Linked DNA regions of Homo sapiens: region 2 is linked to region 1. The links are chromatin contacts, found by Hi-C in ENCODE. All regions are on one chromosome and are shown on one strand. The core of a region is the stretch at or near the end of the contact, and the rest is flanking DNA. Distances in the headings are between cores, read along the strand shown.

Region 1 (4,028 bases), core at 863-3,362:
TTTCTTGAAAATAAGGTTTTAGGCTACAAGGGAAAAAATTAAGTAAAATCTTGATTTTTTTTTTTTTTAAAGGAGGCTAGGTCTTGAACCCCTGGGCTCAAGCAATCCTCCTGCCTCAGCCTCCCAAAATTCTGGAATTACAGGTGCAAGCCACCATCCAGCCCATCTTGAAATTTTGAATTTGATTTAGGCCAAATTCATTTCCTTAATCTTTAGTCACATCTGACCATCAAGTCACATGTGGACAATTTCAGTCTGAAATTAACAAAACACATTAGTTATAAATCTGCTTAGATAGGGTGGTTTGTTACTTTCAAGCATTTCTCCTCTCTAAGGCTGTTTCCTTAGAGTAAAATAAGAATTGGATCAAATGATTTTCTTTTTTTTTTTTGGACAGGGTCTCACTCAGTGGCCCAGGCTGGTGTGCAGGGGCAAGATCTAGGCTCACTGCAACCTCCACCTCCAGGGTTCAAACGATTCTCGTGCCTCAGCCTCCAGAGTAGCCACCTCAGCCTCTGGCACACCACCACACCCAGTTAATTTTTTGTGTTTTTGGTAGATATGGAGTTTCACTATGTTGCCCAGGCTGGTCTAGAACTCCTGGCCTCAAGTGATCCGCCTGCCTCGGCCTTCCAAAGTGCTAGGATTACAGGTGTGAGCCACCGCGCCTGGCACTAAGTTATCTTTCAATAACTTATTAATAGTTGAAATTCCATGACTTTAAGATTCTTTGACTCAGTCCAAACACGTTCCCCATTACAGACTTCCTAATATTCATTTTTAAAGCTGTAACCTCTTAATTATAAAATAAAACACAAGTACAGAAAACTCCACAGAATACATAGTTTAATGAATTACTAAAGAGGGACACCCTTCTAATCACCACCCAAAGTCAGGAAATAGGACTTTGCCAGCCACACAAGCAGCCCCTCTGTGAGCCTGTCTCAATCACCACCCCTCCTGATCCCCAAAAGTTAACCACCCCCTGACTTTCGTAGTCATCACTTCCTTAGGTTTCTTCATGGTTTTCTCACTCGAGTGTGCTTTCCCAGAAACCACAGTTTAGTCTCTTAACCTATAGTGCTCCTAAGGAAGTCTCTCTTAATTCACAAGTTCACCTAAGAAGCATCTAAGAAGCCAGAAGGCAGAGCAAATCACATACAGGTGCAAATGAGGCATTTAAGAGTCGGGGGCAGGTCCTACATTCAAGGAACGCTGAGAGCGAACAGGTGATAAGAGCGCACAGGTGCCCACTTTCAGCACAATCATGACTCCCGCACCAGAAGCATGAGCATCACCTGGGACTTAATACAAAAGAAAAAGTTATCGGCCCTGCCCCAAATTTACGGAATCATACACTACGGCGGTAGGGCCTGGCCTTCTGTGTTACTACACGCCCTGGGGTGACTGGGATGCGCTCAAGTCTGCGAAATGCCAGCCAAATCAACCCCGAGATGTAACCGATGGCGCGCGCCACACTAAGCACTCCATAGGTGCTCCTCCTCGCCGCACTTCACAGACTCAATTATCACAGACTCAGGGGCGCTACGTAGTCACTCACCCCCCCCCCCCCCCCCCCCGCTCCCCAGGCAACTCGCGGCGGGCGAATCGGCGGCTTTCGCGGCCTCGCTACGTCCGTAGGCATCAGTCCGCGAGACCGGCTGGGAGCCTAGGAAGCGCTGCAGGGCGGTGAAGACGCGGTCCGCTCTGGGAAGTTAAGAGATGGCGTCCATAAAGCACATCTCCCAAGCCGAAACACACAAGCACTCTCTCTCCCCGCTGCACCCAGGTCCTAGAAGAGGCGTCCCGTGTGCCCTTAACTAACGCCCGGATAAAAACGGGCGGCTTTTTTAACACGAGCGCAAAGCAGGGGAGCGCAGGGGGTACGGGGTCCACTGGCAGAAGGAGAGAGGGCGGCCAGGCGCCACCACCCACCCGCCCCGGCAGGCCTGCGCGCTCTTCCGCGACCGCTTAGGCAGACACGAACTCAGACTCGTAGCTACTAAAACCGCCACTGCCACGCACCTGGTAGCTAAGTCAAGAAAAGAGTCCAGTCCACTTGGCTGCTCCCGCGGTTGCGCGCATCTCGGCCTCTGCCTCAGGACAGGTCCACAGGCCCAAGAATGGGGGAGAAAGCAGTGAAGCAAAGCGGAACGCGCGGAAGAAGCCGACCAGCCTTACGGAGGCGACGCCCCTCCAGGTTTGGATTCGTCCATACGGTTTCCACGGCAGCACACAGAACGCCGGAAGAAGCTCAGGAAGCCGACTGGCTGTGCAGTTTCCGTTCCTGTTGGCTGGGGCCCGGAAGTGAGAGACCACGAGGGCCCCTCCCTCCACCCAAAGGGCATCACGCCCTGCCTTTGGACGAGCCCACAGGCCAGAGACTGGGGCGGGAAGTGCTGGAGTAACAGTCATAGTGGTCGGCCCACCATCCCTCTATGTTTGGATTTGCTCATTCCATCTCCATGGCAGCACGCAGAACGCTGGAAAAACGCAAAGCGCTGATTGGTTAAGAGTCTCAGTTCCTATTGGCCAGAGTCCGAAGTGGGAGCCCGTGAGGGACTACTCTTCAATCTTAAGTGGGTGCTGAGGCTAGAGTGTGGAGAACTGAGACCTCGTCATTTCTTCTCTTCCCGTTCCCACTGTCCTTCTGTTTCCTTCCATTCTTTTCTTTCTGGCTTCTTCTGGGAGCTCAGGTAGACATGGTGGCATAGTCTGGATAACCAACGCCTCAGAAGCAGGGGCCCCGGGGTCCTCACCATTTAGAAAAGAGAAGGCTGTGAATTACCTTCCTTTTTGGAGATGGAGGAAACAGATGAGACACTCTGATCTCAAGTTGATTGTGTAAACTAAAAATAAAAGTTCCAAGCCCCCCTACCAACTGAGTGGATCCCTCCTCTGGGCCAAAGGCACGCCAAAGTTAACCTGAAGAACTAGCTCAGGCAATGATGGGAAGATGGGGTGGGACAGGCCTCATTATACCCTCCTCCCGTTGGAATACAGGCACAGCTGACCAGCGTTAACATTAAACAGAGACCTTAAGACTGACAAAACAGACTTTTTTGCAGCAATAAGATACCAACATGGCAGCAGGCCCCAAAAGACATTGAAGTATTTTATCCTGATATATATATACACACACATAGACAAACACACACACACATATACTCTTATGTATACATATATACTCATATACGTATATATATATATATTTTTTTTGAGACAGTCTCGCTGCATCACACAGACTAGAGGGCAGTGGCGCAATCTCGGCTCACTGCAACCTCCACCTCCTGGGTTCAAGTGATTCTCCTGCCTCAGCCTCCCAAGTAGCTGGGATTACAGGCGTGTGCCACCACACCAGCTAATTTTTGTATTTTTAGTAGAGACAGGGTTTCACTGTGTTGGCCAAGCTCATCTTGAACTCCTGACCTCAGGTGATCCACCCGCCTTGGCCTCCCAAAGTGCTGGGATTACAGGTGTGAGCCACCGTGCCTGGCCAAATATATTTATTTGACATATTTTGAAATGGCCTTGCAGAGCTATCTCTTCTGGGGGGAATCTACATTCTGTAAAGAATCCCCTTGTCTTTCCAGGTCTTTTCCCTGATGCTGGAGAGAATTAACTGAGAACCTGACACCTGTTTTAAGTCTGATAAGAAACATTTACAATCTATTCTCTCTGAAACCTGCTACATAGAGGCTTCATCTGCAGAACAAGAACCCTGGTCTCTGCAACCTCTTATCTCAACCCAGACACTGCCTTCTATTGGCTCCAGGTCTTTATATAATAACTCTTTTAACCAATTGCCAATTGTAGGGTATATGGATGTGCTTTGGTCAAGGAATAGGCCAAGGTGGACATCCGGGCCAGAGTGGCTCAGCGAGTTTAGGACACAGGCGCATATTCCACTTGTTATGTAACCCGTTTATGTAAGTTCATACTTGGATCTGAGCCACTATTGTCTGTAGAAGGTATAACTGCCCTGCTGACACTGTGCCCAGGTCTGAGTTCAGCACGACACGACCCGG
Region 2 (4,028 bases), core at 505-3,004, 1.1 Mb after region 1:
CCCTTGGAATGGGGGATTTGGTAATCTAATTTTCTAGTTAGTGCAATATTTACTAGAAGGCTTTGTTTATTGCTAAATATTTTCTAAAGCAAGGCTCAGAGCAAGAACTTGCCAACTAGCATGCTTACATGGCCACGGTGGGCCCAGCCACCAGCACCATGCCCTCCTTTCTGCTGAAGATCTCCACTCTCCTTCTCGTTCTCGCAGGGGCCCAAGGCTCAGGAAGGAACGTGCTGACCACCCCTGGGGATGAGGGGACCTATGCTCTTTCCTAGCTCTGCAGGGACTGAGATTCCTCAAAATTAATATTGAAAGGATGAGCTGGAAGATCTGCAAGATTCATGAGAGCCAGAGAGGGCAGCTAGTACCATTAAAGATGAACCTGGACTCCAAGCACCTCTAACACTTTCTGTCGTTAGTCACCACGACTGCTGATATTTGCCACACACTTACTGTTAGACATACTGGGCTGAGGACTTGCCTGGCACTATTTCATCCCCACTGCAACCCCGTGATAAAGGCACTGTACTTTCATCTCCACTTCACAGAGAAAGAAACAGAGGCTAAGAGAGGATAAGTGACTTGCTTAAACGCACACCGCTAGTAGCCGAGAACCAAGATTTGAAGGCGGGGCACATATTGTAGTAAACATTTGGTGAATGAAACCTCCTCTGTCTATGCTCTTAGCTACTAAGTCCTATCAAGCTCGCCCCATAACCCTGAAGTCATCCTTTTCCACGCGGAGCCTTGCTTCTCCCAAGAGTACGCTCTAAGTGTTGGCTGGCAATAAAGTAGGCAGACACTGGTCGCCCTGCACCTGGTGCAAGACTCTGGCCTGACGGTCACATACTTTAGCAGAGAGTTCCCATCAGTGAGCTGGAGACGGGTTCCTAAACACACACATGGAGTCAGGAGTTCACTGGGTTCCTTCTTCAGAGGCTACTCTGGCACTGCCAAGCAGGCCGTGGCAAGCTCTTACCACCGGACACACATGGTAGGTGCCCTACTGGCCCCCAAAGCGCCCAGGAATCAGCTGCAGGCCTGCCGGGGTTCTGCCTTCAAAGGCAGTTGGGGAGGCCCAGGCCCGCTCCGCGCACCTCGCGTGGCTCCCCACCACCCCCGCCAAATGTGCACCACCCATCACCTCCCAAAGCAAAAGGGCCTGAGGACCCGACGCCAGTGCCTGCCACGAGCTGAGGGCTCGAACTGGCAAGCCCCAGGGCGTTGCCCAGGTCCCCGGCCCCCGGCCCCCGACCCCCAATCCCCGGCCCCCGACCCTGAGGGTCCACCCCCGCCCCGCCCACCTCCCGCGCCTCCCTCAGCTCGCTTCACACGTCACCCCTCAGTTCTGCAAACTCTCCTGGATCCCGAAGGCGTCCTAGAACCTCCCCCTCACCCCGGGGCCCAGCACCGCGTCGTCCCCTCCAGGGGGCCGAGGGTTCGACACCTCCACTTCAAGTCCCAGGCGGGTGTCGGAGTCCGCTCCAGCCCCAAGCGCGCGCGCGTCTTACCTGAAGCCTGGACTCCGCGGGACGAAGCCACCTCCGCCGACGCGTCCAGGAGGCCCCACGGCGGCGCCGCTTTCCCACCCCGCCGCCGCCCCCAGCGCCAGCTTCTGGCCCAGGAGGCCCAGAAGGCCCAGGCAGCCAGCACAGGTTTGGCCGCGCCGCCGGGTTCGCAGCGACCGCCACCTCCAGGCTCGCAGGTGTCCGCCGTGCGCCTGCCCGGCGGGCGAGCCCGGCGCGGAGCCTGTGCGCCTGCGCAGAGCCGCGAGTTCGGTTGCCCTGGCCCCGGCCACAACCTTGGCTCGCGGAATCCTGGGAGGTGTAGTTTTGCGTACGAGGACAGCCCGCGCCGCCACCAGCCTGCGGAATGTTGGGAGTGATAATTTGCGCCGAGAGGCTGAGTTTTACTTAGTGTTAGGATTACACAGTTATGGCAGTTCTGATAATAAATTTAAATGCAAGTTTAACCAACAACCAAATGTCATTGTAAAGTCAAGGTAATTAATACGTTTACATGCTTTTAAAAATTGTAATGCTACAGAGAACTTACAAAAGCACCAGTCCTCTGCGGCACCATTCCATTAACCAGCTGTCACCTTATCCCACCGTCCAGTCCTGGCTGTCCAGTCCTCAAGGGCAGCTACTTATGGCTGTGGCATCTGGCATTCCCGCGGATTCTCCGAATATACATATGCCCCTATTTCTTGAGTTATGAATTTTAGATCTTTTGACTTCTTTTTTAGATCTCTTGACTTTTTTTGAACTTAAGTCATCTAGAGATGCACCTACCACCACCAACTCCACCTCCATAGAGTTATAAGATTTCTACCTATCAAATTGGGAAAGCCCTGACTTTAATTTATGATTATTTTAAATTAGCCCAAATGTTAAGGTATTAAGTTGGTAAATTTTTGCAGGGCAATTTGTCAATACAGCCAAAAACCTTTAAAAACATGTAGTCAAAAGCCTCTAACCAAGAAATTCTAATAATTGTGGATGACTGCAAAGGCTGAATAGTGTTGTTTAGATGATAATAAACTGAAAGGCTGAAGTGGTGATATTACTTTCAGAGAGAGTAGAATTGACAGCAAGGAAAATTACCAAGAATAAAAAAGGGATAATTATATAATGATAAAAGGTTCAATTCACCAAGAAGACATAATTCTAAATGTGGATACACCTAACGACATAGCCTTAACATAAATAAATCAAATGATAGAACCATAATTAGAAATAGACAACTCTGCAACTGTAATTGGAAACTTCAGCATCCCTCTCTCAACAACTGATAGAACACTAGACAGAAAGTCAGCAAGGATATAGAAAAGATCAACACTAATACCATCCTAATCTAATTGATATTTACATAATACTTCACCCACCAACAGAATACACATTCTTTTCAAGCAACCTTGGTATATATATTAAGATAAACTGTATCCTGGATCATAAGTTTTTAAATATACAGAAGACATTAATATATATTTTACCAAAGTAGTTATACAGATGGCAAATAAGGACAGATGTTCATCACTAGCCATAAAGGAAATGCAAATTAAGACTATGCTGAGATATCACCATACACCTATTTAAAACAGCTTAAAAAGGCAGGGCGCGGTGGCTCATGCCTGTAATGCCAGCACTTTGGGAGGCCATGGCTGGCGAATCACGAGGTCAGGAGTTCAAGACCAGCCTGGCCAACATGGTGAAACCTCGTCTCTACTAAAAATACAAAAATTAGCTGGATGTGTTGGTGCGCGTCTGTAAACCCGGCTACTCAGGAGGCTGAGGCAGGGGAGAATCACTTGAACCCAGGAGGCGGAGGTTGCAGTGAACCGAGATCGCGCCACTGCACTCCAGTCTGGGCTACAGAGCAAGACTCCATCTCAAAAACAAACAAACAACAACAACAACTACAAAACAGCTTAAAAAATAAAATAGCAAATGCTGGTGAGTATGCACAGAACTGGATCTCTCATATATTACTCACAGATGGGTATATCATGGTAGTTTCTTTTAAAAAACTAAACATATGCTTCCCATATGACTCATCAATCACACTCCTGAGCATCTATTCCAGAGAAATGGAAACTTATGTTAACACACAAACTTGTACACAATTGTTCCTACTTTCTTTATTTGTAATTGTCAAAAACTGTCAACAAACAAAATGCCCCTCGATAGGTGAATGGTTAAATAAACTGTGATTACATCTATATAAAGAATATCATTCAACAATAGAAAGGCACAATTGACACATGCCACAACTTGGGCATTATGCTGGGTGAAAAAAAGTCAGTCTCAAAAGGTTACATACTCTGGTTGCCATTTGTATAACATTCTTGAAATGACAAAACTATAGAGATGGAGAAAATATTAGTGGTTGTCAGAGGTTGAAGACAGGGTGTAGGTGTGAATATATAAGGGTAACAGAAGGGAAGCCTTTGTACTGATGAAATAGTTCTTTGTCTTGATTGTGGTAGTGGTTACACAAATCTACACATGTGATAAAATGACTAAAAC

What was found. A loop is a pair of places that touch in the nucleus more often than their neighbours do. Pooled maps may share reads with other maps.
Region 2: a map of naive thymus-derived CD4-positive, alpha-beta T cell shows a loop between it and region 1 (15-fold over the local background). The contact joins the promoter of POMGNT2 here to the promoter of ULK4 in region 1. A Hi-C loop is called at or near these places in 2 of 168 maps with a recorded cell type or tissue (CD4-positive, alpha-beta memory T cell and naive thymus-derived CD4-positive, alpha-beta T cell) and 5 of 50 pooled maps.

The regions. Positions count from the first base shown.
Region 1 is chr3:41,959,991-41,964,018 of GRCh38, forward strand. It overlaps ULK4 (unc-51 like kinase 4), which reads right to left and starts at 2,113. Exons shown (of 37, transcript NM_017886.4): 1 at 2,026-2,113. RefSeq lists enhancers at 2,083-2,242, 2,393-2,442.
Region 2 is chr3:43,104,325-43,108,352 of GRCh38, forward strand. It overlaps POMGNT2 (protein O-linked mannose N-acetylglucosaminyltransferase 2 (beta 1,4-)), which reads right to left and starts at 1,755. Exons shown (of 2, transcript NM_032806.6): 1 at 1,512-1,755. RefSeq lists a silencer at 1,523-1,842.